Regions from separate parts of the Homo sapiens genome. Here region 2 is linked to region 1. Evidence: chromatin loops called from intact Hi-C (ENCODE). Cell type or tissue: PC-3. All regions are shown on one strand. Each heading gives the region's core, and the rest is flanking DNA. Links, peaks and the distances in the headings are about the cores only.

The links. A loop is a pair of places that touch in the nucleus more often than their neighbours do. Peaks named below come from ENCODE experiments on the same cell type or tissue, not always from the same donor. Only the 100,000 strongest peaks of a DNase experiment are listed, where the experiment ranks them.
Region 2: a loop joins it to region 1, with 2.4 times the contacts of the local background. A loop is called at or near these places in 3 of 110 quality-filtered maps.

The regions. Positions count from the first base shown.
Region 1 is chr4:144,623,127-144,633,364 of GRCh38, reverse strand. No RefSeq gene overlaps it. Among named protein-coding and RNA genes, the nearest start is that of HHIP-AS1, 18 kb to the left of the region's middle. In PC-3, for the core only: no CTCF peak of the experiment used is centred there; a DNase peak (open chromatin) is centred at 5,524; H3K27ac peaks cover 344 bases.
Region 2 is chr4:144,555,832-144,566,069 of GRCh38, reverse strand. It overlaps LOC105377462 (a long non-coding RNA gene), which reads left to right and starts at 3,923. Exons shown (of 7, transcript XR_939273.3): 1 at 3,923-4,086. In PC-3, for the core only: no CTCF peak of the experiment used is centred there; no DNase peak of the experiment used is centred there.

The DNA of each region.
Region 1 (10,238 bases), core at 4,468-6,967:
ACCTCTTAAATATTGCTCAAAATTATATACTTCTTTCCATCCTCTCAGCTATTGCTTCTTTAACAAACATTTTAAATTTTTCACTATAGAAAATTTTAAACACAGTAAAATACAACTGTGGCTCCGCTTCATCAATTACCAACATTTGGCTAATCTAATTTAATGTATATTCCTCTCTATTTCATCCCTCCACTGGATTATATTAAAATAAGTACTGGATGCTATATCATTTCCTCGGTAAAACGTATGCATTTCTAAAAGGAAAAAATTCTTAAAACATAGGAACAAAATTCCTTAATAATTTATTCTCGTGTCCACTATGAAATATATTAATATGTCCACTACATTTTCTTGATTGTCACATATATTTATAATAGGTCCGTTCAAATCTGGAACTAAGCAAGATCCATGCAATGCATTTGGTTGACATAACTTTACTGATTCTTCTTTAGTTTAGAGAGGTTCCTCCTTTTTTAAAATTTTTAATTTTTTAAATTTTTTTATTATTTATTTATTTATTTTTTAGACAGAATCTCAGTCTGTCGCCCAGGCTGGAGTGCAGTGGCATGAGCTTGGCTCGTTGCAACCTCTACCTCCTGGGTTCAAGCAATTCTCGTGCCTCAGCCTCCCGAGCACCTGGGATTACAGATGCGTGCCATGCCACAATGCCTGGCTAAATTTTGTATTTTTAGTAAAGATGGGGTTTCTCCATGTTGGCCAGGCTGGTCTGGAACTCCTGAGCTCAAGTGGTCTGCCCACCTTGTTTTCCCAAAGTGCTGGGATTTACAGGAGTAAGCCACCACACTCAGCCCCTTTTTGTTTTTCTTTCCCATTTATTTACTGAAGAAATCAGGTCGTTTGTTCTGTAGGATCTCTCTAAACATTGCAGATTTATTTGATTGTATTGTCCTAATATCTTTAAGCCAGTTTCTGTATCTCTGTATTTTCTGTAAACTCATATTTAGTTCTAGAGGTTTGAATAGAATTTTTGCAAGAATATTCCATAAGTGGTTTCTATTTCATCATATTTGGGAACATATAATGTATGGCTATTTCTCTCATTGTAAGAATAAGACTTTTCAATGACTTTAAGCATTATTATACTAATCCATTCACTTAAAAAATTTCTATAATCATCTATCTAAAGGGTTCAACAGCTATTCATGATCATTGTCTAGGTCCATTATATGTTAGGGGCCTATCATTTCTTATCAGCGTTACTATAACATCTCCCTAAGCTTTCCAAGCCTATAATTTATTTCCTTCAACTCTACTCCATTATGCCTAGTGCCACTAAATGAATTTTTGTATACCACGACTCATTTCATATGCTTCTCCTGCATAAAATTATTCAACGAATTCATAGTCAATTAAGAAAAAAGTCCAGATTCTATAGGAAAAATATATGAGCTTTTATCATCTGACCCCTGCTGACCTGTCTATTATTCACTTTACATTTATAAGTGCTTAAATTTTTCTGAAATAGAATTCTTCTTAAAGTAGGGAAGTTGCAAAATATTGGTTGAGCCTTTATGGGAATGAGAAGTAAGTTGCTGACATACAGGCAGATGGCAGAATTATTTTTATGGAGATGACATCTAAGCCCTCAAGAATGGAGCACCTGGAGAGGTCTTTGGCCCCATCAACAATAGCAACGTGACATGCTTAAGACCATGCCCCAGAGTATTGACTCCAGAGCAAGGAACTTTGGGGATGGATATTGGAAAAGGGAGGAGTTAATTTTGGCAAAGTTTTATTTAAAATGCATTAATTGTAAATTTGCCAAAAAAGGTGCATTGTTTGCTTAGGTTGTATCATCTTTTCAAGCTTCATTCCCATGACATTTTCTCTTAAAGTTACTATGCAGATATATTAATTACAGTTTAATTCATATTAAATAATCATAATTTCATAATTGTTTTAAATCTATTCAATTTATATTTAAGTTATTCATGAGTCATTGTAACTATTTTACTATATAATTAATTCATTATAAAACAGATATTAAGGACTATGTATTAATTATGTCTTATTGTTTGTACTTTACATATTATATTTACTTTTTAATTCCATTGGATAAAATTTTGTTGCTAGATTTAAAATCTTTAGGAGCAGCAGCACTTAGCAGATGGCATCTACATTTACTAAATGTCTACAATTGGTACTTTATCATGTCTGAATCATGATGGAATAATCTATCTGCAGCATTCACTACATCTGGCTACAGCTGTAGGCTCTGTAATCTACCGCCATCCCCATAGCCTCTTTGGTGCTGCCAGCCCTGTATCCTATATGTGTTTTTGAATCTCCATAACTTTGTTAACACCCCACTGGACATCCTCAATTCACTGATTTGCTCTCTGCACATTGACTGGAGTCAGTGTAATAAGGACAGAATTGAGATGGAGATCCCTGGATGCCTGCAACAGGAGTCTCATGTAGATTTCTTATGATGCCTGAAAGTTATGTCTCTTGGAATTGCATCTTGTCAAACCAAACTCAGTTAAAGCATAGCTTTATTTAGTGGTAATGGCTTAACTGTTATTTTTATAGTATTTCTTTAGTAAGCGTCAATTTTCTGTAATACCTGAATCAGCTGCAAGTGGTGTAATTTATTAATACATTTTCCTTCCATGGAATTTCAACGGTGAGCTAATGGGAGGAGAGGGTGTGCAGAAATGGTACTTAATTATAAAATAATGGAAAACAGTCTCTACATCGTGAAATTACCTCATAAAACAGAACGATCACAACTGAGATGATTCAGTAATTAATGATTACATCAATTAAATTAACTTATTTGTATCTCAACTCTATGTAAATGTTATAAGGAAGTATAATACCTTAACTATGTAAACAATAAAATATGGAAGACATTATAAATTCACAGAATTGAAAGCCTACACAGCTATCGAATTAATTACTTTTGTGTGCATTAGGTGTTTTGGAAAGTAAGAATTAACTTCCTGGCTTTGACTCATATCAAGACCACCCTGTTGGAAAGTTTAACTCTTCAATGAGTGTCTATTTATCATTTAGCTAAATGTTTGGCAACTAAGCCACTAAAACAAAATACGCAAATGAATATTTGCTAATGACTAAATGAAAACCTGCTCTGTTTTTAACTCAAGAGTAGTGTAAAAATACTAAGACATTTATTCAAAACAGGCTACCTTAATCAAGACACAGAACCAATCCTCAACAATACTAAGTTGTGTACAATTTAGTCAGTTAGACAATTTGGTAAAACATTTTTTAAAAAATTTGAAGGATAACTTTATTTCATATTTTCAAAAATATATAGTTAGATCAAACCTAAATATATGATAATTTAAATATTATCAACCATTTAAAGCATTCCTTATCTTATAAATAATTATCTTGGAAAAATGCCGTGTTATAAAAACGTCTAAACCTAGTTTAAAATGTGTATTTGCAACAATTTTTTTGGTCATGCAGTCTAGAAGGGGACAGATACATTTCTGAAAAAATGTTCTGACAGACTGAAACAAAAACTTATGTCAATTTTTGGACCAAAGACATTATTAAAACTAAGGCAACAATATCTGATTTAATAGCATGTGACATAGTTAAAAATTATTTGTGTGGTGTGGAGCATGATTGCAAATTCCGTCTTTTTCTAAAATTTGTGAATTGTATGTTTTGTTTTATTTTCCGAATGTGATTTACTTATGAAGAAATTCTTCAGGTTTTTGTTGAAAGTATTCTAAATTTTATGTCCTGCCCAAAGGCATGAAGTTCTACAAACATTTTCATTTATTAATAGTTGTAAACACCTGGGCATTTGGTACACATTACGGATACTTTTATATGCAAAAAATTAGAATAAATGTTGGATATAAGAGAAAGCTTTTATACTTTAAGAACTATTTGTATTTCATAAGACCAGAGGTTCCATGAAATTTAACCTTTTGGTGCTTTGATTTTTTATCTTACATAAAATGTGATTTTTCTATTTAAAATATCCAAAAAATATATTCGCAAACATAACCAGTTCTTGAAATTTCTTTGGATAGTTCTAAGCATAAATTAATCTAAATATCAGGATTGTGTGCCCTTCAAAACAGGTGATCTTTCTTTCTCCTTGGTAAAGAGATGGAGAATTACATGGTGGGTTTTCCTTGTGAGTGTGAATCCAAAACATATTGAGCCAGACTTTATTTTCTTATGAAAAATAATCCTATGCTAATCACCATGTGTGCATTGTTTATTGCTTTTAAACGATAGCTTATGATGATTAATAAGCACCTGAGGAAGAATGGCTTTACTTTCATCTTGAAAAAGTGACAAGCACTGTATATGAGGCCAGTCGAAAGCTAGCACTGCATCTGGAGGTACAACATAGTTCTGAAATAAAGTCTTTACTCACAGTTAGAAAAAGAAGGGTTTAAAAGTGTGTTGCTTTTGTGAGGTATGGATGCTGATTTAGTATCTCCTCAGGGGAAAATGAGATCATATTTCTGAAAGTTAGTGTTACATTCTGTAAGTCTGTAATCAAGCCTTACCTCATTTCTTTTTAAAAATGGGCTTTTCCTCCTTCTTCCCTTCTGGGACATAATTAATTTATCAATTTTTTTGTGTGGTATTCTACCTATCTGGATGGATTAGGTGTTTGTTTGTTTGTTTTTGTTGTTGTTGTTGTTTTTTGAGTTGGAGTCTCGCTGTGTCTCCTAGGCTGTAGTTCAGTGGCATGATCTTGGCTCACTGCAACCTCTGCCTCCCGGGTTCAAGCAATTCTCCTGCCTCAGCCTCCTGAGTAGCTGAGATTAAAGGCATGTGCCACTACACCTGGCTAATTTTTGTATTTTTAGTAGAGACGGGGTTTCACCATGTTGGTCAGGCTGGTCTTGAACTCCTAACCTCAAGCAATCCACCTGCCTTGGCCTCCCAAAGTGCTGGGATTACAGATGTGAGCCACCGTGCCTGGCCTGGACGACTTTTTAGAAATAGATTCTTCTAAGATCTTTCTTTGACCTCTTATGTGATATTTTCTAGTTTTTGAATTCATTTGATCAATTTATATGTGTGTGTGTGAAGTAGGAGTTTCTTCTGTGAAAAGCTGGTAGAAAGAGTTATATTTAAGCCTTACTTTATGCCATGTGCAGTGACAAGTGTTCTCCATCTATTATCTCATTTAATCATCATAACAACCCTACTTTAATATATACATTTTATACATAAGAAACAAAAACTCAGTGAAGAAAATTTCCCATAGTCACATAGTTGGTAAGTCACAGAGTTATGTACAAACACAGACATGTCAAATGACCAAGCTCAGTAACTGCATTGAGGCTTCCAAAAGACTGGGCTGTGATTATTGTTTTATCCTAGACACAGATATCCTATTATTGTGTTCATTTTTTGATTATCAGTAAAATACCACATCCTTCCGTATGTGTGCTGCCAACAGTTCTCTCAATAATACCTTTTGTTTAATCATATGTCTTCAAAGTCTGAAGTTCATTGCATATATAACTTCTTAGTCATTATGGAACACAAACAAAACATGATTCTCTAAGTCGTTCTCATTCTCACTGTTTCCTTCCTTCACTTCACCTTATCAACCTACTACTGAGATAACCCAGTGCTTGTCATCACTTCTGGTCTGACATTCCTATCTCTGATGACATCCTCTGCATTAGTTATATATGCTTTGTAACCATATTATCACAAAGTCAGCAGCTTAAAACAAAACACATTTATTATCTCATAGTATCTATGGATTAGAAGTACAGGCTTGGCTTCAGGGTCTTTCAGTGCTGCTATCAAGATGCTGGCTGGGGCATCAGTCTCAATGAAGGCTAGACTGAGGAAGGACCCCCTTCCACTGGCTTCTCAACTCACTCCATTCTGGTTTTCAACTCCAGTGTTCCACTGAAATGGTCCCTGCTAAGCTCACCAATGATTACTATATACAGTTACTATATCCAAGTAACACTTTTCAGTCCTTGGCTTGCTTAACCACTTAGCAACTATAACTTTCTCCACTCTTTTAAAATAATATTCTTTTCCCTTTTTTTCATGTCAAGACATGCTTCAGGATTCATGTTGTTAGCAGCATTCAGTCTCTTGCAGGCTGTTGGACTGAAAGCCTCCATTTCTTGTTGGCTGCTGTCCAGAGAGCATCTTCAGTTGCTTGTCACATGGCCCATGACATAGTCAAGTGCGCAATATGGCAGCTTGCTTCTTCAAAGCCAGCAAGGGAGAGAAGACAGCATTTACAGGCTTACATAACGTAATCAGGTGCACATAATCGGGCATATTCCATCTCCTTTGCTGTATTTAGTTGGTTAGAAGCAAGTCATAGGTTCTCTAAGTTGTTCTCCCCATTCCCACTGTCTCCTTCCTTCACTTCACCTTATCCACTTATTACTGAGATAACCTGGTGCTTTATCATCACCTCTGGTCTGGGGAGGGAATAGGATCCCACAAAGACCTGAACACCAGGAGGTTGGCAATGTGGGGCTAGGCTAATATCTGCCACATCCTCCTACACTTCAAGGCTTCCTGCTTTACTATTTCTGCCATGTCTGTCTTTCTAACTCATTTGGTTCTCCAGGCCATTGATCTCTCTTCTCTCTACTGATATACCAGTCTCCTCCTGTCCTTGTCCTTCATATATTTGATTTTTTGCATCCGTATTTCAATTGCAGTCTTGCTAACACTCTAGCACCCTTGACCCTTTGTCAGCTGCATTTACTTGGATAGCCCCCAACTCTAGATGAGCCCAGATACCCTCCTCCTCTGCATCTAAACTCAGATGGCACTACTGTCACCAGTTAAGGGCTCTGTTTCCTATAAGAAGTCATTTCCTCCACCTGAATCTCATCCCTACTTTAACCTCTAGTTTCAACCTCTTTCTCTTCATGGGATCTTTCTCATCAACATTTAAGTATGTAAATATTTAAACCATTTATTGACTCTATGTCCCTCTGTGTAGCTATATTCTTATCTTTCTCCTCCATTTCTCAGCCTGACTTGTTGAAAGAGTTCTGTACACTATCACTTTTAACCTACTTTCTGCTGTCTTCTCAACCCACTGCATTCTGATTTTCATCTCCAGTGCTCCACTGAAATGGTCCCTGCTAATCTCACCAATTATAACTATATCCAGTTACTATAGCCAAATAACACTTTTCAGTCCTTATCTTACTTAACCACTCAGCAGCCTCAACAAAATTTTCCAGTCTTCTTTAAAAGTATTGTTTTCCTTTTTTTTTTTTTTTTCACGTCAGGACATGCTTCAGGATTCCATTTTTCTTTTGTTTGCTCTCAATCTTCTTAGCTAGATTTTCCTTCTCTATTAAACTTTTAAGTGTTGTCATTCCTTTAAATCCTGCCCAGGGTCATTCCTTCTCCTCATTTACACTTTCCCCTGTCTAGACAATCTCACCTACTTCTGTGTGTCTCTATTTTTATTTATTTATTTATTGAGATGGAGTCTTGCTCTGCCACGCAGGCTGGAGTGCAGTGGTGCGATCTCGTCTCATTGCAACCTCCACCTCCCAGGTTCAAGTGATTCTTTTGCCTCAGCTCCCCGAGTAGCTGGGAATACAGGCACGTGCCACCACGCCTGGCTAACTTTTGTATTTTTAATAGAGGCAGAGTTTTGCCATGTGGGCTAGGCTCGTTTTGAACTCCTGACCTCAGGTGATCTGCCTGCCTCAGCCTCCCAAAGTGCTGGGATTACAGGTGTGAGCTACTGTGCCCTGCCAGCTTCTGTGTGTCTTTAATTTCCATTACTATGTCAAGTAATTCTGAATATGTACATAGACCAAGTGTCTCATGGAACTCTAGAATCACATATCTGCCTTTTTATTATCTCCACTTTAATAATTTCATGAACGTTTCAAAGTTAACACCATGAGATCTAAATTGATAATTTTCATTACGTAGACCTCTACTTTCAATGTTTCATACCTCAATAAAGAGCACCATTATTTATTGGCAACTTCTTCAAGCCAGAAAACTGTTGTCCTTGATCATTCTTTTTGCCCACTCCATATTTTTAATTAGTTACCAAATCTTATACTTTCTATCTCTTAACTAATGAATATCTCTACTCGCTATGTAAACGGATAACATCTTATACTAAGTTTCAATCATCCCTCTTTGGGACTATTGCATTGGCCTCTTAACTTGTCTTTCAGTATACACACTTACTCCTTTCCAATCTATCTTCCACATTTTAACGTAACAGCCTTTAAAGTGCAAACCTAATCATTGTCTCTTCCTTTAAAGACTTTTAGTAGTTTGTTACTGTCTTTATGACAAATCAAATTCCTCAGTATGGCTGATAGGCAGGTAGGATCCATGAGGGCAGAGACCTTGTGTCTTGTCTGCATCTCCAGTGCCTATTTTAGCACAGTATCGGGTAAAAAGTTGGTGCTAATAAACATGGGATGAATTAATAATAACTATAGGATCCCATATAGTTTGTGCTCTATTTGTATCAATTAGCTTTTGCTATGTAACAAACCATCCCAAAATTTAACAATTTAAAACAACAATGTATTTGCTTTTAATTCTGTAGGTCAGCTAGGCATTTCTTGTCTGGGCTGTCTTGGCAGATCTCTGAGGTTACCTGGCAGCTTTTCTATGGCTGGATAGTCCAAGAAAACATCACTTCTATGTCTGGCTATTGAAGGCTGGATGGCCTAACAGCACTCAGCTGGAACAGCACATTTCTGTTCCACATGATCTCTCATCCTCCAGTAGGCTAGCCCAGGCGTGTTCATGTGTGGTGGTTTCAGGGTTCAAAAGAGCAGACAAGAGTGACTTGTCAAGGCCTTGCTAAAATTGTGTCTGGTATTTTCCTATTGACCAATGCAAGTCACATGGTCAAACTGTGTATAGCAGAGGTGTGAACCAATCACGGGCCTTTACTGGAACAATCTACTATACTCCCTCTGCAGCTTCATCTTGACAAATCTACCCCTACTTTCAAACTAGTCATATAAAAGTTTTATGTCCTTTAATGGGTTATGCAAATTATCTTTTTGTCTGGAATGCTGTCCTCCTCCTCTTTTGGTTTACTTAGGCTCTCCCCTCAAGACAATGTTAAGATATATGTTGAATTGTGTGTAGCAGAGAACAACAACAACAACAAAACCAGTAGTAAACAAGACTGTATTTTATTTCTCTTTAAGCTGGTATGGCTGCTATGCTCTGAATATCATTAGAGGTCATATTCTTTTTTTTAATACTCTCTATCACCATAGTTTCCTTTACTTGCATTGTCCAGGATGTCCTGTCACCATGATTATATTCCCGACAGCAGAAAGTGAAGAAAGAAAAGGCAAAATCAGGTATGTTTTCTCAAAGGGTACAATTCAGAAGTTCCACACATGTTTCTACTCATATTTCATTTGTCAGAAATTGGTTATTTGACTTTATTTAACTGCAAAGAAAGCAGGGAGTCTTTATTCTGAATCTCTATGTAACCAGGTAAAATTCTATTCTTGGAATATGGAGAAAACCAATATTGGAGGACAACTGATATTAGTTCTCAACACAATTTCCCCCAGAAAGCCTTTCCTAAAATTCCATTAAAGATTAACTCTCCCTCGGGAGATTCCATAGTACTATACATTCTTCATAGGACCCACTATTCCTGGTTGTTATTGGTTCAATAGCAGTTATTCCTGTCAGATCACAGATAGACCAGAGATAATATTCTTGTTCACACCATTATTTCCTCAGTACCCAGCACAGGGCCTGGTCTATTGTAGGCAGTTGGTGCATATTGGTTGTAGAATAACTGTAACCAGGGCCAAGCCAATTATCAATTGGTCCAGGAGAAAGAAAGCCTGGTTGCTTTCATAATTTTTATAACTAATTGTTCACATTAATTTTTTGAAATTTAAATGAAGAGAAAATAACATTAAAATGTGAATGAAAAGCCAAGATCTGGTTGATAGCAAGTGAGAAGCTGTTGCAAATAACTGGTACACCATCCCTATTAAGTGTAATTAAAAGTGCTTCTTGGAGATGTGACTTTAGTGCGACTGAATAGAGTGGTTTCAACAGCCTGTTTAGCAAACTAAAACAAACCAATACATTATCAAACAATTTTTATTAGAATATATGAAGTAGAGATAACCTCTAAATTGCAGAGTAAATTTGTACAATCCAGTCCCCACATCTTTTGGATGCAATTTCTTAACATAATAGGTCTTATCCAGGGAAATCAAAAGCAAATTCTTAACATTTTAGAC
Region 2 (10,238 bases), core at 2,632-5,131, 65 kb after region 1:
TTTGAAAAAGAAATAGTAAAGAGTGTGGTCATTTGGTACAGCTATGAAGATATGTATACTCTGAGCTACATTATTGTCTTCCACGTAAAGGGAAATTCCAACATTATGAGAGAGCCTGGGAAACAGAAAAATGTTCTTGTGGATTCTTTTTATCATATAAAAAACTCCACTAAAGCCCTTATAACTTGGTTGAAACTTTCTCCTGAAAACATACCTTTGAACACCTATTGCATTTTTGTCACACTGGAAAAAAGCATGAATTCACTTCCTCTACCCTGTGGGTTGTGAAAGTAGAAGCAGAAATTACTCTGTGGCCCACCACCATGAAGAGAAAATGGTTCTTCTTGCACAGTCGAATGCAAGCCTTAATCATTCCAACACTCTCTCCCCACTGGTTTAAGTATAGCTCAGAACTTGTGCTAGGTGGAGTTGTTGCTAAATGAGATGCACTATTTTCCACAGAGAGCTTGTGGGACACCCAAGTAGGCCACCAGGGTGTTGGGAAGAACCAGAAAAACAAAGGTATGAGGCTTCTCCTCCCACTCCACTCTGCAATTGCAGGGTTATCAAACCAGGGCCCTGAACAGGCTAGTGGCTGAAGGATTTGGGGTCTGGATGAGAGAAGAACAGGAGGGTGGGAAGAAACATTACAGAAAACTGATCCTATCAAACACCCAAAGTAAGTTCAAGGCATTTCAACATGTCTTCTGTTAAAAACAAAAAACAAAAAAACTGTTTTACTTTCCATGAAAAATTCTTGAAACAAAATCTAGGAATTTCTCACAGTGCACACAGGAAAATGAGTGTTTGCACTTTGGAACCAACTGAATGATAGACAATCAATGTGGAATATTGTTTCTGTGAACATGAATATAGGATATGCCTAGATACTTAGGAAATCTTTGTAGTCACATCCTTCTTTGAAAAAACTGTACACACACAGCAAGCTGTCCTGCATGTTCAAGGGGAGTTTTCAGCAGCTCAACCTGAAAACTGAGAAGGAGGTATGAAGGGGCAGGTTAAACTTTTTCCTAATTTGTAAGCCTGGCAGATGCCCTCCCTGCTCAGAAAAATCACTTTGGTTTAACAAACATGTGTAGCTACAGAATTTCCCTTGAAGGAGTTCCTTGAGTATTCCAGTGGTTGTTGAGTTAGAGCCCCATGCTTAGGTACATGGTGGCTGCATCCTCTTGTGCCACCACTCTCTCTCTCCCTCAGCATCCCCAAGGGAGATGAGGTTGCCCACGTCAAACACACACCTAAAGGAACTCCCAGTTTTTGCATGGGAGTCGATGGTAAGCACACCAATGGGAAGATAAAAAGTGCAGAGAGGATATTTCTGAAACCTTCTAATGGACTAATGGGCTAAAATTGCCTTCATTCATTGTCAAGCTCCTCTCTAAGTGTGAGCAAGCACAGGCAGCTTGCCAGAGGTTTAAGATAATCAAGACACCATTTGTGGGAACAAGAAGTTATGAAAACAGTTTCGGCTTTTAACTTTATAGTCTGATTCCTCTGATTCTTAAGTTAAGGGTCATTCTACGTTTTTTTTAATTCCTTTTGTACTTCTCTGCCCAACCACTTTTCACCCATTCAACTTCCTGTTCCTCTCTTGCATTCAGTTCTTTGTATGACTTGGCACCTGATACCTTTACATGTCCGGAATACTTTCTGAGCAAATATTTTATTGAACTTCCTAAAAATACACAGGTAGAATAAAAATATGACCATGAAAATAAAGGCAGTGGAGTGCTTATGTTTACTAGAAAATGTCCACAAATATGCTGATATAGGCTTCTCTAATTCTGTCACAAATAATTCTGTGATTCTTTCCAGTGTTAAAAATGCCATTAAACAAGACATACACTCATGGCAATTTCCATTTGACTTTCTGGACATGAATTTCCATAGTAATATATTTTTGAAGTTCAGAACAGTCTGTTCTGCCATAGTGTGATGGCTATGCTCCTCATATATTCCGTTATCAAAAAAAAAATCACATGATGGAATGATTTGCTCCAATGGGAAATATATGAAGCTGAAGAGATAAAGCTAATTTTTCTAGCAGTAATGTAAATATGTGCTTGGGCACATACTTTCTTGAAAAGAAAAAAAAACCTGTAGGTGCTTAGATATAAAAACTAAGTCCAGTATTTGAGTACTTCTAACTTTTCCTATTACTACTGATACTATTATTAACCCAACATCTTTATACATTTTATTAACATTATCACTTTTGTCAATCATCAGTGGGATAAGCCAAACAAAAACCCACTAATGAAAATATCTGTGTCACTAGGTGCTGTGGTCTGAATGTTTGTGCCCTCTACGATTCATATGTTGAAACCTAACCCCTAAGGCCATAGTAGTAAGAGATGGGAGTTTTTGGGAGGTGTCTGGGTCATGAGGGCAGAACCCTCATGAATGGGATTCTTACCCTTATAAAAGAAACTTGAAGGAGCCCTTTTGTCCTTCTGCCATGTGAGGACACAAGTAGTGGGCATCATCATTGAAGCAGAGAGTGAGCCCTCACTAGACACCATATCTGCTGGCACCTTGATCTTGAACCACCCCACCTCCAGAGCGTAAGCAACACATTTCTGTTTTTTCTATATGACCCAGTCTATGGCATTTTGTTATAGCAGCCAAAACAGACTAAGACCTCAGGGTAATAGTTTCCTTCTTACCCAAGTGCTAATTCCTATTCACAATTAGGCTACTACTTAAAGCAATCTGGGAAAATCAAATCATGCTTCTTATTCAATCAATTTCATTACATCAAATTGGCTTTATGGAAAGTTGTACTGCATTTGTAGATGCAAAATGAAAGGTATGAGTGAAAATTGAATATAAGTTGATTTTGGAACAGAATAAGCAGTCTTTTTGAGGTTGAAATACCATCTAACTGTTGACATTCACTGAACATCTTCTATTTCTTTGCATGCTATAAACTACTGAGACAGGAGCCAAAAAGGGTATTTTCTAAGGAATGCTCCATCTTCCTCCTGAGACATTTATTTTTGTTTTATTTTTGTCTAATCTTTCTAATGGGATTGAAACACTAACTTTGCCTATTTGTGATTGTAACTACACATTAAAACATAATGGGATTTAATGACTATTTCTCAAGTTATGATGTTTAGAATATAACTTTTAAGTATATTTTCAAGCAACCATTCAGTAGTGTGGAGAAGCTGCAGACACTTAATGAGGGTGAACCAGGTATTACAAAATAGCTTTTCCAAAGCAGGGAGCACTGAGTTAAGGGAAAGCAAGCAAAATTCCTTTTTTTTCTCTCCTAACTAAAAAGACCAGTTAACTTGCCAAGTGAAAACTCTAAGTCCCAAGAAATACTCTAAACACAGAAAAATAAGCACATCGATGAATGCCTCCCCTTTTCCTTGTTGGTCTGAAGCCGACTGACAGCACCAGGTGGCAGCCCTCGGGAACTGCCTGTTGCAGATGCCCTACCTGACAGCCAAAAGCTGGCAGGAATTAAGCAGAAACATGTGCTTCCTGTGGAGGGCAACGGTCAGCAGGTGGGATCAGCAGACTCTGTTACTGAGCCCGTCCTCCTGTGTGGTCATCTGGACTGCCTTCCTCGTAGGCACTGAGGGCCCGGAACAAGACATTTTCTCAGTGCTGTGCTGGAAGCTGTTCAAATGCAATTATGCTGTATGTCGTTGCGGAATAGATGACTTAGAGGTTCCACACAAATTGAATTTTGAGGCCAGCCTGAAATTACATTAGATTTGGGGGCTTTGACAAAAGCCTGTCTGAATCCCCCTGAAGTCCCTTAGGGTCATCTTTCTTTAATCATTCACTAATGTTTTTCTGGTTAGGTCACTGATTAATGGATGACGTACATCTCCATTCTCTGCCTACCTCCCAGTTTTTTAGTACTGTACATAATGTTTTATTAATTTGTCCTTTTTGGCTGCTGCCAAGACAGCATATATGGAACTGATTTTTGAACCTCAAGAAACTGACATTTTGAATTCTGCTTTGTATCATAAGCCTCAAATGCAAGAAGCTGTGATTAGAATGTGATAATAGCCGAGGTGCCATAATTCTCTGCTGTTGTATGTAAGTACACTCTTCCAATCAGAGAGCTCATGGGAATTAAATAGATTTGATTCATGAGAAAAATAAGAACTGGCCTCTCATGGGAGGAGGAACAAATGTCCATGCTCAGATCAACAGAATTCTGCATCTCAGATAATTACTTCATTTTTCTTGATAGCCTATTAAAGCAATAAATGTGAATCTCAGAAAATTGTTTAAGGCATAACAAAGCCAGAAACCTTTCTCCACCTTTACTTACTCTGTCTCTGCAAATTTAGCAGGCCACATAAGTATATAACCAACATATTTGTCAGGTTGTAGTATTTCTCTGATAAATAATAGAGTCAGCTTAGGCTACATATAAAAGTTTTTTTTACATTTCAGTTACAGAATCTATTAGGAAAACTTAATAAACAAAGTACAAGGCTGGGTGTGGTGGTCACACCTGTAATACCAGCACTTTGGGAGGCTTAAGAAAGAGGATCACTTGAGCCCAGGAGTTTGAGACCGGGTTGGGCAACATGGTAAGATACTATCTCTATAAAAAAATAAAAGTATTAGCAGGGTGCAGTGCCACATGCCTGTAGTCCTAGTTACTTGGGGGCTGAGGTGAGAGAATTGCTTGATCAAAGGAGTTCGAGACTTCAGTGAGCCGTGATTATTCCACTATACTCCCGTCTGTGTGACAGAGTAAGACTGTCTCAAAAACAAAACAAAACCAAAACAAAAAAAGAAAGTACAGTTTATGACATCTTCCACTTCTCTGATTAGCAGAGTTTTGCTAATAATATTTGAAGGCAGAGAAAAATGATGAAATGTTTGAGTGAAATTTGGGGGAAGAATTAAGAAGATAGTTGACATAAACTACTGCATAGTCTACTTGACAAAACTGATCAGCAAACTTGGCATCAAAGTATATTTTTATAAAATACAAAGTAAAATATATCTCAATAATTTTACTTTTTATTAACATTTACTAGAAGCCTACTATGTGCCAGCCTCTGTGTTGAACACTGAAGATATAATGAGACACTGTCCCTAGTCTTGATCAGGTTATGATTGAGTAGGGGAGACAGACATAGAAACAAAGGATTTCAATGCTAAACTAACTAAAAGGATTTCAAAACTAAACTAACTAAATTTAGTTTAGTTTTGCCTTCTTTCAAACTTTATATAAATGAAATCGTAAAGCACAGTTGACCCTTGAACAATATAGGTTTAAACTGCACGGGTCCACTTATATGTGAATTTTTTTTTCCATAAAAGTTATCCAGAGTGTGCCTGCCTCTCTTGCCTCCCCTTTTACCTCCTCTATCTCTTCTGCCTCTACCACCCCTGAGGCAGCAAGAACAACCCCTCCTCCTCCTCCTTCTCAGCCTACTCAATGTGAAGAAGATGAGGATGAAGATCTTTGTGATGATCTGCTTCCACTTAATGAACAGTAAATATATTTTCCCTTCTTTATGATTTTCTTAATATCATTTTATTTTCTGTAGCTTACTTTATTGTAAGACTGCAGTATATAGTATATAACATACAAAATACGTATTATTTGGGTGTTTATGTTATCAGTAAGGTTTCTGGTCAACATTAGGGTATATAGTTAAGTTTTGGGGTAGTCAAAGATTACATGTGGATTCATGTTGTTCAAGGGCCAACAATATGCACTCTTTTATATCTGGCTAATTTTCTTAATATTATGTTGGTGAGATTCATCCATGTTGCTTAACAATGGTTTGTTCATTCTCTATGACATATGACATTCTGTTACATGAAGATATCCCAATTTACCCATTCTCAGTGATAGAATTTGGGTTGTTTTCTGTTTGGGCCATTATAAATGTTGTCTCTATAAACATTCATATATTTGTCTTTTGATGAACATATGCCTTTATTTCTATTGCTTATACACCTAAGAGTGAAATTGATAGATTATAAAGAATGCATATAGACTATGAGGAATGCATATGCTCAGCTCTCTCAGATATGGCCAGCCAGTTTTCTGAAGTGATTTTTAGGAGTTTATGTAACCCCTGTTTGTGTATGTGAGTTCCATTTGCCTCACACTTTCTCCAACGCTTGGCATTGTCTGTCTTTTTTACTTTAGCAATCCTTTTAAATATGTAGTAGTCTGTCCTTGAAGTTTTATTTATGAAACCTGGGAGTTTCTTAATTATAAAGCCTAAGAGGTGTTTCATGTTTCCATGGACAACTCTTGTGAACAGAGAGCTGGGACATTTTGGAAATGAAGAGATCCTGTGATTTAGTCTGTTATTCAATGGGACTTTGAGTACTATAGTGTTGCTACAATATACTCTCAGAACTTTGAAGTATCCCCCAAATTCATGCCTTTTTCATAGTCTCTTCCATTCCATCTTGCTTTTACTTCTCCACTGGATTACCCAAACTCTGGACATAAGAATAAAAATGTAGTAATAGCTATTAGTTATTGTAGGCCAAGGACTATTTGCCAGGGACTGTTCCAAAGCACTTTACAGGTACATAGCTTTAAACCACGTGACAATTTTACGAGTTAAATGGTGTTATTTTTTTCCCCCCATTTTATACATGGGAAGAATGACGCACAGAGAGGGTAAGCAACTCATCCAGGTTACCTAGGAAGTCAAGGAGCCTGGATTTGAACCTAGGTGAACAGACTCCAAACTCAACCTCTCAGTCATTATAGTTCTCTATTCCAGTAGAGCTGGAAGCTTGCCCCCTTTCTCTTTAGTGTGTATTTATATTTTTCAGCAGAAATAAATTAGAAGAATCATAGTTTCTTGATAGATATCCTCATCTAACAAGATAAAAGCTCCAACAGTTATAGGTTTTTTACTGAATATGTATTGTTAGACATTGTGGTGCATGTAAGATGAGGAGTTTAATAAGATTAAATAATAAGTTTAATAAGTTGCCAGGGTCAAATGGTGTGTTAATGGCAGAAGCAGGATCTGAGCCTAAATTCAGACTCGGATTTCCTTATGAAGTTTGGAATCTAATGCACAGAAAAGAATTTAAATACATGGTAAAAAAATTGCAAAGGGTAAAATTCTGTATAATCCAAGCCAAAATTCTTCCAGGTTTTTTTTTGTTTTTTTTCATACGTTGTATGATTTAATCCTTATAACAAACTTACAAAAGCGGTATTGCAATTCGTATAGATAAGGCGAATGAAGCCCAAAACATCACGTAACTTTCTAAGGGACATGACTCTGAACTCTGATTTTGTTACACTTCATTTTGTCATCCCTTATCTCAAGGCATTTGGGGAAAGTCATATTTAATTATCATGTACTTATATATATACATATCTAATACAATCTTTTTTCTTTTTTGGTTTTTCTAATATGATCTTAAAACAGGTCACAAAATGATGTCACAAACCCAATGAAAGATAGTAAGGTGTGAAATCACTAAAGAGATCGCGTATTTTAAATTTTTTCTTTGCTTCCTGAACTATTTTACATAGGAGATATTGCTGATTACTGTGAGCAGTAGGTTGGCTTTTAGACATTTTGTTTAAACATAACAGCTGAGAAATATCAGCATTTGAAATTTACAGCTAAGCTTCATCTATTTTGGATAGAAAGATCTTTTTCTTTCATATTCTTAAATATCAATAAGAAAAAGAGAGAAAGCAATTCAGATTCATAATCTGATGACATCTTCTCTGGCCCAAGGAAGAAAGTACTAAGTTGACTGACATCAACAAACAGGTTCTGGGTACATACCAGCAAGTCAACATGGCCTATTCTTCCTAAACTTGGACCTGTTCCTTTGAGTACCCATGTTATTTTACACACGCATGTACACACACACTCTCCTTATACATGCATGTATAAACACACACACGTCAGAGTTACGGCATACTTCTCCTCCCCAATGTAAACAAATTATCTGTTTAATTGGATGATTGAAAACTTTTCTGTTGACATTTTAAAAAAAATTTTACCTCAGCCTCCAAAAGTGCTGGGATTGCAGGTGTAAACCACCTTGCCCAGTCTTCCAGGTTTTAAATGTAAACGACTCTATTAACTCTGTGAGTCAAACCATCTAAGTTGCTTTTAATTTGCCTTTGCTATAGCATATTTTAACTGGGTTTCTCTCCAAATTTCTGGTCTACTTTTGGGGGGATGTAGAGATTGTGTTTGTAATAGTATTGATATCCAAATCTCTTCATAAAGATCAAATTCAGTATTTGAATTACTAATGAACTTAAAAAAAATATATATATATATATATATATATATGAAAGATTGACTTAATACTAGATATTAGCTAAAAACCAAAAGGAAATAATGCAATCCTATTGTGTTTTTGGGCCATACAAGTCTACTCTTCTAGATTAATTACCCCAGAAATAAAAAGGAGAATCTGTTGTTAGTGACTTTTATGCCATCCGGTGGACAGCACTGTGATTTTCCTAAGACCAACTAAAGAAAACAAACCTAATTTCCATGTGCCACCATGCTGATAAATGTTGACTCTAAAAATGACATTAAGTATTTCAGTGCCACCCAGCATGTAAACATCTATGTCATATGTTACTTGTAAACTGACATCTGTAATGTTGATGAGGAAGGCAGGGTCAAAATTAAAATGTGATCTTGCCAACTTTACCACAATGATATTCTCTGTTTTCTTGCAAAGACTACTCTGAAATTAGAAAAACAAATCTTCCCATACTTTCCCTGAATTTTCCAAGTTGCTCAGACTTTTGTTTGAATTTGATGGACATCCTTCTTCATCTCAACCACATACACTTTGCTCTCATGGAGTCTCAGAGTCATTCACTTCTTTTTTAGATTTGAGACTCCTCTAAGGCACTAGTGGATTATGAAATCACGTAGGAGAGTGTAACCAGCATTTTAATAATTAAAATGACATAGAATAGAATAGAAAATAAGATATAGTGCGTCCCACTGGTTCGTGAAGCTTGTTGCAGTTGGACATGCGTGCAAAAGCTCTGTGCTGAGTCCTGATGTGATCTGTATTTTTGATTGTGGCTGTATCTGTGCCAGTTATCTCCCTATTGTCTCTCAGCTCCAAATCCACCCCCTCTACACTGCTCTGTGATGTTGGCATTGGGACCCTCCTTTGCCAGCTGGTTCCTTCTGCAAGTGGAGGAGAAGGTCAGAGGAAAGAGAAGAGGCTTCCTTTCTGTGTTTCTGTTTCCCTCAGCATGGCTCCAGCAGCTGCACTGGCTGCAGCCTCCGGCTTCTTTCAACTTCTTTCAGCTTCTGTCAGACCTCTAGCAGCAGAGCTACCAGCAGAAGTCAGATGCCACCACCTCTTCAAAGCTACAACATCAGCTCTTTGGAGCCCCTCCTTCAATCTTCTGGTTACAGTAACCCCACCTTCTACTTTCTGTCCCTCTTTCTCAAGGCATGGGCTAATTCCTGCTGTTATTATCTCTAGATATTCTTATAGTGTTCCCCTTCTGTTCTTTCAGCCTTTCCACACTTAAGTAATCAATTCCTCTGTTTGAAGAGCTAATGTGATTTTTATTTTCTTGACTAAATCCTGACTGATACCTGGTCAAAAAAATTTTTTTAAGCCACTGCTTCTGGGCATTGACTCTTCGTCTTACCTCACTCATACAATGTCCGTCAGAGCAGCTTGGACACACTGATACCTCCTAAATCCCACCAATCTTTGATGATAGAATGATGTTTGGCTCATTAGTATATTTTCACCCCAAAGGAAACAAAGAGCATAAAAGGAAATATGTACAACATAGTACATTTAATTTGAGAGTTCAAGGCATTTCAGCATTTATCATGGTATTATAGGCATGGGATAGAAGAGCAAAACTAGGAAGTGGCTAAATAGGAAGTAGAACCAGCTTTCCCGACACTTAGATTATCCTTGCTTCAAGATGCACTGCTGTGTTGGAGAGTTTTGGTGTCTATAACCTTATACCTGCCATGCCACCTACACACACACACACACACACACACACACACACACACGCTCGTGCGCTAAGTGATGAGTCATTGACATTTACCCTGAGCAGTGGTTAATGTTTGGTTATAGAAATGAAGGACACCAAGAGAGGACTAACTTTGCCCACTTAGGAAAAGGAATGGAGAGATCTAGGGATGAGGTTGCAAACTGGTAGCTCATGGGTTTCATCTGGCTGGCAAATACGTTTTCCTTGACCATGTGGTATT